Linked DNA regions of Mus musculus: region 2 is linked to region 1. Evidence: chromatin contacts called from ENCODE POLR2A ChIA-PET data. All regions are on one chromosome and are shown on one strand. Each heading gives the region's core, a stretch centred on a gene start or an enhancer-like site at or near the end of the contact. The rest is flanking DNA. Distances are from core to core; before and after follow the strand shown. Region 1 holds the start of Srsf3 (serine and arginine-rich splicing factor 3). Region 2 holds the start of Trp53cor1 (tumor protein p53 pathway corepressor 1).

The links. ChIA-PET counts read pairs that join two places held with the same protein, here RNA polymerase II (POLR2A).
Region 2: POLR2A ChIA-PET joins it to region 1 with 27 read pairs in embryonic stem cell. The contact joins the promoter of Trp53cor1 here to the promoter of Srsf3 in region 1. POLR2A ChIA-PET finds 5 or more read pairs at or near these places in 5 of 5 experiments (Patski and embryonic stem cell).

The regions. Positions count from the first base shown.
Region 1 is chr17:29,030,157-29,034,501 of GRCm38, reverse strand. It overlaps Srsf3 (serine and arginine-rich splicing factor 3), which reads right to left and starts at 1,842. Exons shown (of 6, transcript NM_013663.5): 1 at 1,716-1,842. Gm16196 (a long non-coding RNA gene) reads left to right here and starts at 1,879. Exons shown (of 3, transcript XR_876716.2): 1 at 1,879-1,986.
Region 2 is chr17:29,076,502-29,080,846 of GRCm38, reverse strand. It overlaps Trp53cor1 (tumor protein p53 pathway corepressor 1), which reads left to right and starts at 1,721. Exons shown (of 2, transcript NR_036469.2): 1 at 1,721-1,956.

The sequences.
Region 1 (4,345 bases), core at 593-3,092:
CAGGCTAGCCTGGCTCTCAAGGACTAAGACAACTGTGAGTCACCACACCTGGCTCCATTTGTTTTCCAAGCATATATTCAAGTCTCAATGTGGTTCAGTGGTGGGGAGCTTGTCTAGCATGCAACTGAAACTTAATCCCCAGAACTACAGACACAATGAAAAACATGTCAAAGCCTCACTACAGCACTGCTCTCAATAGTGAAAGCTGTGCCAATCTAAATGACTACCAGGAGATGGAGATCTAGAATGTGACACAGTATTCAGGAATATACTGTCTACTACTAAGTTTAAAAGTCTTGAAAACATTCTAAAACCAGAAAAGGCCATTACAATTCCCTACATGTGAAATGCTTGAAATGGAAAATCCAGACACTTAAAAGAAATCCCAAGGAGAGGCAGGGAATTCTGAGAAGGCCGGCACTACAGAAAAAGGAATGCAGAAGTTGAAGCATAACTTACCCTGTCTCAAAAACTAAGTGCATCAGGAAGGTGGTGTGCGCACGCACACACACACACCTTTGATCCCAGCACTCTGAAGGAGGAGGGAAATGATGAGTTGGAGACCAGATCTAAAAAAGTTGAGTAAACCAAGACAGCCAGCCTGATTTACAGCAAGAACTGTCTCAGGAACAAACAAAAATAAATATCTTGGAACCACACAAAGGTTCCACAACAAAACTATCATAGCTAGGAAGGCAAGCATGCTTGTGGCTCAACAGGCTAGAGGAATGACAGTTATGAAGTTTGCTAGTGACCCCCCGTCTTTTAGTAAAAAGTGCATAAAAGTAAATGTTGAGGTCTGCTAGGCATGTAGTGGCCTGCACCGTGCACCCTAAACTCCTGCGTAAAAGAATCTTTACTAAAAGGACATACAACATACAACCTTGAGGACATACACTCAGTAAGTCTTCAACTTCACACTTCCGAAATGAAAACCCTACTTAATAAGCCATTTAAGTGTCTTCCCTACTATACACCATAATGTTCAAACCGACTATTATCAAACTAAAAAATTTAACCCTATTTTGCCGTGACCCCACCCTGTGCCCAAGACTCAGTTGAGCGACCAAGCCATTCCGCGAAAATTAAAAAAACAAACAAAAAGACAAATGAAACTCATCCATCCCCGGTTTTCACACCTGTTAAAAGCAAATAGGTCAAAGAAAAACCCAACTCAAAGTGAACTATGATTTACATTAAGAAACGCAGCCTCATTAGAAAAGATTTTTAAAGCAAACACCAAGTCGGCATAAAAAAAAGATGAGACTGTAGGGGCTCAGTAAATACGAAAAGACCTGTCTTAAAAAATATATACAAAGTCCTCAAGACACTATACCAAGAAAACCAGGAGCAAGGAAGAAAAAGGCGCCATCAAACTAAAGGCCGCGACGTGGAGAATTCATTTAGAGATCTACCCCACACACACACACACACACACACACACACACACACACGCCGGCCACACCCCAGCCTGGAGCAATCCCTCTCCGAGCCTTCCTCCAAAGGACAAAAGATTAAGTCCGGGATTTACAGACTTGGAAGCATCTTCAACATTGCCCGGGGCCCCAGCCGCCGCCCGGGACCGAAAGTCACAAAATGGCGGCGGCGCCCCTTTGTCTCAATCTGGTGCCGCCATTGCGCCCGGCCCCACCTCGAGTCTGCGGAACTCCACCTCCCTCCCTCCACCTCCCTCCCTCCGTTCGCCGGTCCCTTACCGAGATCCTGGGTTCAAAAGGCCCAAGCTCAAATCCTAACGCTCCGACAGGCCCACCCGCTTCCCTCTGGTTCTGCTCCTACAGATTCTCGGTCTCGCGGCGTCACGAAATGGCGGACCACCACCGTCCCCTCGCCCTATTTATAGCACCCTGCTCTGCCACATGACCTGACCAGATCACCCAATCAGAGGCGGCGCAGGCTGTGACGTAAGCGCTACAAACGCTGCGAGAAACCGCGGTTACTGGGAGCGCGCGCCGGCCGTTCCGTCAGGTGGGTGGGGTACGCGCGGTGGCGCGAGCTCGTCGCCGCGTGCCGGCTTGTCCCGCAGATGCGGCGCTCGGCCCGGCCATCCCCGCGAGCCGCGCAGACGCCCCCTCTCCTCCACTTCCGCCTAGGCTGCAGCCGAATAAAGCTGTCCAGACTCTGCCGCCATTAATCCCGGGCGATGGCGGCTGCAGCCGCGGGCTCGGGTCAGAGTGAAACATGGACGCTTGCTTCCTCGTTGTGGGGCATCCATCGCAGACTAAGGAGCCTTATAGTCGCTCTCAAGGTCACCGAGCTTGGGCGACTTAACTGGTACCCCACGGTGCCCGGTCTGCGCCCCGATGCAGGGTAGAGCCTGCAAAGTTTGCTCAACTTTCGCTTTCCCGCCTCGCCCAAACCGCGCGCGCGGCAAATGCGACTTGATGAGGCTGCATGAAAAAACAAAAAAAAAAACAAGACAAACGGTCACAGGGCTCACTTTCCCAGGAGGAGAGCAAGGTTTTGCATAGGTTGCCTTTACGCTCTGAGCACGCAGCTCCGCCATGCAGATGCTAGGAGGGGCACCTGCGGCCTTTGTAAGGGCTTTGCTCTGGCTGCCAGACCTGTGGGTCTCCCTGGGCCTCTACACACAGACCCCAGGATAGCTGAATACCCTCGTTTGACAAGCCACATCGTTTGCCTCCAGCTCCCAGACGTATCCTCGGCCTGGCCCCCCTCAGGCTACTCTGATTTATTGGGGAGACTTAGTTGTTTCTGCTTCCAAGAAAGGTCAAAATATTAACCAGTTTTTCAGACACAACTCTAATGCTTTTGTTCCCCTAAGGGAGTTGTGGTGCAGGCTACAGTTGTTAAACCTGTTTTTGTTGTGACCTTCAGAAGATTCTAGCAAAACTTCATTTCCTTCTAGATCTTTTTTTTTCTTTCTGGGTTAGACATGCCTAGTATAGTAGTAATGGGGCTCATTTGAACGTCCTTTTGTCTTTTTCCTCTCCTCCCTGCCTCATAATCTCAGCTCTTGGCCCAAGGGAACAGGAGTCGAACTTTATGTTCATACATTTAGTGAGTTCTAGGCCAGAAAGAACTTCTTGAGATACTTTCTGAAAAACAACAAAAAATCTGATGTATCTAAATGACTTGTGATATTCTCTGTTCCAAAATTTTTTGGTTTGTAAAACAAACAAGTAATGACTACCAGGCTGGTGAGATGGCTCAGTGGGTAAGAGCACCCGACTGCTCTTCCGAAGGTCAGGAGTTCAAATCCCAGCAACCACGTGGTGGCTCACAACCATCCGTAACGAGATCAGACTGGAGTGTCTGAGGACAGCTACAGTGTACTTACATATAATAAATAAATAAATAAATCTTTAAAAAAAAAAAAAAAGTAATGACTACCTTTAATCCCAGCACTTGGGAGGCAGAAAGCAGGTGTCTGGTCTACATAGTTCCAGGACAGCCAGAGCTACATAGAGAGACCCTGTCTCAAAAAAAAAAAAAAGTAAATAAAAATTAAAATTTCACCAGGCGTGGTGGTGGCGCACACCTTTAGTCCCAGCACTTGGGAAAGAGACGGGCAGATTTCTGAGTTTGAGGCCAGCCTGGTCTACAAAGTGAGTTCCAGGACAGCTGGGACTATACAGAGAAGCCCTGTCTCGAAAAAAAACAAAAGAAAAAAGAAAAAAAATAGATTTATTTATTTTATATATGTGAGTACACTGTAGCTGTCTTCAGCAACACCAGAAGAGGGCATCAGATCCCATTACAGATGGTTGTGAGCCACCATGTGGTTGCTTGGAATTGAACTCAGGACTACTTGAAGAGCACTGAGTGCTCTTAACTAGCTGAGCCATCTCTCCAGCCCTTGGTCTCGGTTCTTGAGGAGCAGAGGAACTGAGTCACACTCTAGCACACAAGGAAGGCCCCACCCCCATCGCCACTACAACCCCATCCCTCACCACTCCATACCCAGCCCTTCCTGTCCCATCTCCTCATGGTGACTTCTTTCCCACTACACCAGAGAAGTGTGAGGGCCTGAGAGCCCTCAGGTGGTACAGTTAGGCCTCAAGCTGTCCACCCAGGACACAGGTAGAGTAGGCTAAGGAATTGATCTAGGCTGCACTGTCTTAGTCAATAACCAGTAAGTACCTGTAGCTGTTTGGTCTCAGTAAGTTGTTCTGTAAATGTAAAGTAAACAAACAAACAAACAAAAGAGAAAATACTGGATTTTTGAAGGCACCCCCCAAAAAAAAAAAAAAAAAAAAGATGTCTTAAATCATTTTCCCATTGACTTCTTTTTGGACCTTTGGGAGATGTTTTGTTGTTGTTATTGTTGGGGTTTTCAACTTTTTTTTTTTTCCGAAACAGGGTT
Region 2 (4,345 bases), core at 472-2,971, 46 kb before region 1:
CCCTTCTGCTTCTCTCTGACCAGATCTAGTCCGCTAGCCATCCTCTCTCCTTCTCCTCCCTCTCCCACTTCTCCCCCTCCCTCTTCCCTCCCCCTCCCTCTCCTTTTCCCTTCCTCCCTCCCTCTGCTCTGGACTCTTCGAAATGCCGGCTCTCTCCCTCATATCTACAATTTAAAAAAAAAAAATCTCAGGCTGGAGAGACAGCTCAGTGGTTAAGAGCACTGACTGCTCTTCCAGGGGTCCTAAGTTCAATTCCCAGCAACCACATAGTGGCTGTCAACCATTTATAATGCGTTCTGATGCTCTTCTGACATGCAAGTGTACATGCAGATAGAACACCATACACATAAAAATAAATAAATAAATTTTTAAAAGAAGAAAATAGAGACCAGGACAGTGGGCATCTCTGGGGAGAGGAGCTGGTCTCCTGTACTGTCTACTCCCAGGATGGCACAAATGAAGTACACACACATACATTCAGGCAAAACACCTATACAAATCAAAACAAATAAATATAAAAAATTAATATTCTTTTATTCTATTTTTTTTATTCTTTTTCTTTTTTTTTTTTGGTTTTTTGAGACAGGGTTTTTCTGTAGCCCTGGCTGTCCTGGAACTCACTCTGTAGACCAGGCTGGCCTCGAACTCAGAAATCCGCCTGCCTCTGCCTCCCGAGTGCTGGGATTAAAGGCGTGCGCCACCACGCCCGGCTCTATTCTATTTTTTAAAAAGATTTAGTTATTTATTATATGTAAGTACACTGTAGCTGTCTTCAGACACCCCAGAAATAGGTATCAGATCCTATTATGGATGGTTCAGAGCTACTACGTGGTTGCTGGGATTCGAACTCAGTACCTCTGGAAGAGCAGTCAGTGCTCTTAACCGCTGAGCTGTCTCTCCAGCCCTATCCTATCTTTTAACTGCATTATTTCTTGTGTGTCGACATACACTGGAACAAGACAACATTAGGGAAGGTCAAAGGACAACATTCAGGCTCAGTTCTCTCCTTCTACCATCCAGGTTCTGAGGCTCAAACAGGGCTTGCCAACCTTGGCGGCAAGCTCCTGAGTCCACTGAACCATCTCACCAGCCCTTAGGATCTTTACGTGACAATGAACACAATTAAAAACTATACTTCGCTGGGCAGTGGTGGCGCACGCCTTTAATCCCAGCACTTGGGAGGCAGAGGCAGGCAGATTTCTGAGTTCTAGGCCAGCCTGGTCTACAAAGTGAGTTCCAGGACAGCCAGTATACAGAGAAACCCTGTCTCAAAAAACCAAGGGGAAAAGCAAAACAAAACAAAACACTATACTTCACAGCCAGATATGATGGGGCAAGGCTTCAGTCCCAGCACTTGGGTGATGGAGACAGAAAGGTCCCAAGATCAAGGGCATCCTCCTCTACCTAGCAAGTTTGAGGCCATCCGTGGCAACAGGAGACTGTCTCAAAAAAAGTAAAAGAAGATTGGCTAACCCCATGAGCACATGGTGACCTGAAAATGTCTCCTGTTGATTAAAAGCCCTCTCTCCATCCTCAATGCCTGATTTAATCTCCCAGAACAGAGCGCCCCCCGGCCCCCATGTGGCCTCCAGTTCTTCCCCGGACTCTTCCACCTGCAGCACAGAGAGAAAGAACTCAGAATAGAAGTTGTTACTGTGCAGGGATGGGGGGAGGGGGGAGAGGCGGAGACTTGGGCAGCCGGCAGGCTTAGCTTCCCCTGGCAGTCTGACCCACACTCCCCACGCCCAGGACCAAGTCGCCTGAGCCCCATAGCCACAACTCTCTGCCGGCCTTGCCCGGGCTTGCCTTCGGTTGCATCATCTCCCAGCTTTGCCAGGGGTGCAGAAGTGAACCACCCACTCAGCGCTGGAAAAACCAGCTAATTATATCTCCAAAGACCCAGGGCAAGAACTTGTGGACAACCTCAGCTGGCCTGGCCTGTCCCACTCGCTTTCCGTGAGTGTCCTCGACTTATTTCTTTCTTTCTTTCTTTCTTTTTTTTTTTTTTTCCTCTCTCAAAATAATAACAATGACAGCTAGCACTGGGGAGCGAGGACATAGCCTTTTATTCCCACACTCCGCACAGGGAGTTTAGACCTGAAGATCCAGAGTTCAAAGTCATCCGCAGCTACATGGGAAGTTTTGAGGCCAGCCTGGACTACGTGACGATAAAGAAAGGAGTCGGGGTCGTAGCTCAGTTGGTAGAGAGCTTGACTAGCGTACAGGAAATCCCGGGTTCCATTCTAAGCACTACAAAAACCGGGCTTGGTAGGTTATCCCTGAACTCCAGAGGTGGGGGCTGGATGCCCAGATAGCGGCATACTAAGTTTCAGCCCTCCGCCTGAGTTATGCGAGACCCTGTGTGGGAAAAAAAAAAAAAATCAAACTGAACAATGGCAAGCTACATAAAAACAAAACAAAAACAAATTGTCCTCGGGCTGTGCGGCTTTCTGCAAGAAGAGCCCCGCCTCCGCCACGGCCCCTCCAGGTTTTAGGAAACCTCAGCCAAGAGCTTGCCAACCGACCTCCCACTCCACCCCACCCCCACTCAGGGCTGTTAGCCTGAGCCGCTCCAAGCCTGGACCCACTGCAGTCAGCAGGATTGAGAAGACAAACACTGCTTTGACACCATCAATAGCAGCTGCTCGCTCCGCTCATTTCTTTTTCCAAATATCTTTAAAAATTCTATTTGTAGTATAGTCCAAAGTGCAGTTTCATTTTTCCATAATTTCCTGTATTTATTTTGTTGAGTCCGTAATACATTCCCAGGAATAACAGTCAAAAGATGAAAAAGGATGTTGGTTAAAAACAAAAACAAAAGTCTTTCCGGACCCCAGACAAACCCCCACCCTCCAGCCACCATTTCCTTCCCAGAGGTAGTAGCGGCACACATAACCTGTGTCTACTTCCAGAGAGAGCCCTCTGGTTGAAACAGTTGACCAGCAGATGGCCTATAGAATCCAGAACTTTTCCATGCTGGATGCACCATGGACTTCTTTTCTTCTTCTTCTTCTTCTTCTTCTTCTTCTTCTTCTTCTTCTTCTTCTTCTTCTTCCTTCTCCTTCTCCTTCTCCTTCTCCTTCTCCTTCTCCTTCTCCTTCTCCTTCTCCTTCTCCTTCTCCTTCTCCTTCTCCTTCTCCTTCTCCTTCTCCTTCTCCTTCTCCTTCTCCTTCTCCTTCTCCTTCTCCTCCTCCTCCTCCTCCTCCTCCTCCTCCTCCTCCTCCTCCTCCTCTTCCTTTTCCTTCTCCTACCCCTACCCCTACCCCTCCTCCTCCTTCTTCATTATCATCAATTCATTAGGGAAATAGGTGTACCATAGCAAGCTTGTGTGCCGGTCAGAGGACAACTAACCAGAATGGTCTCTACTCCATCCAGGGATCAAACTCAGCCCCGCAGGCTTAGCAGCAAGCACTTTTACTTGCTAAGCTAACTTGCTGGTTCCCACAAAAGCTATTTTTAGCAATACCTATTCCAGGAGAGAGTGGTTGCACCCAGAGTTGGTGAACAAGGTAGAGACTTACAAGTTCAAGGTTCACTTTGGCTACTTAGGGATACTCTGATACCAAAGTGGGGGAAAATCCAAGAAAACAAAAGACAAAAACGGGGTTGGGGAGAAAGAGATGCCGAGTGATTAAGAGCACTGGCTCTTTTTACAGAATTGGATTCCCAGCACCCACATTGACAGTTCATAATCATCTATTAACTCCAGTAGCAGGCAAGAAGCAATGCTCTCTTCTGGCCTCCACAGGCCACACACACACACACACACACACACACACATGCAAACACTCATTAAATCTCTTCTTGAGGGCTGGAGAGATGGCTCAGCAGATAAGAGCACTGACTGCTCTTCCAAAGGTCCTGAGTTCAAATCCCAGCAACCACATGGTGGCTCACAACCACCGGTAATGAGATCTGACACCCTCTTCTGGAGTGTCTGAAGACAGCTACAGTGTATTTACATATAATAAATAAATAAATCTTTTTTAAAATCTCTTTTTAAAAAAAATCTAAAAATTCCATTATATAGGATATAGAGGCAAGAGGATCAGAAATTCAAGGTCAATCTTGGCTATACAGGAAATTTAAGGCTAGTCCATATGAGAGATACTATCTCAAAAAAGAAGAAAGAAAGAAAGAAAGAAAGAAAGAAAGAAAGAAAGAAAGAAAGAAAGAGAGAAAGAAAGAAAGAAAGAAAACAAAGAAAGGAAAGGAAAATAATATGTTCCTATTACTAAATTTGTCAGAGTTTCCTGAGACACAGAATCAAAAGGAGCAGAAAAAGATGGCGAGAAAGAGAGACCTAAGACCAATCTATTTTGAGAACCAGTCTGCTTGATTGTGG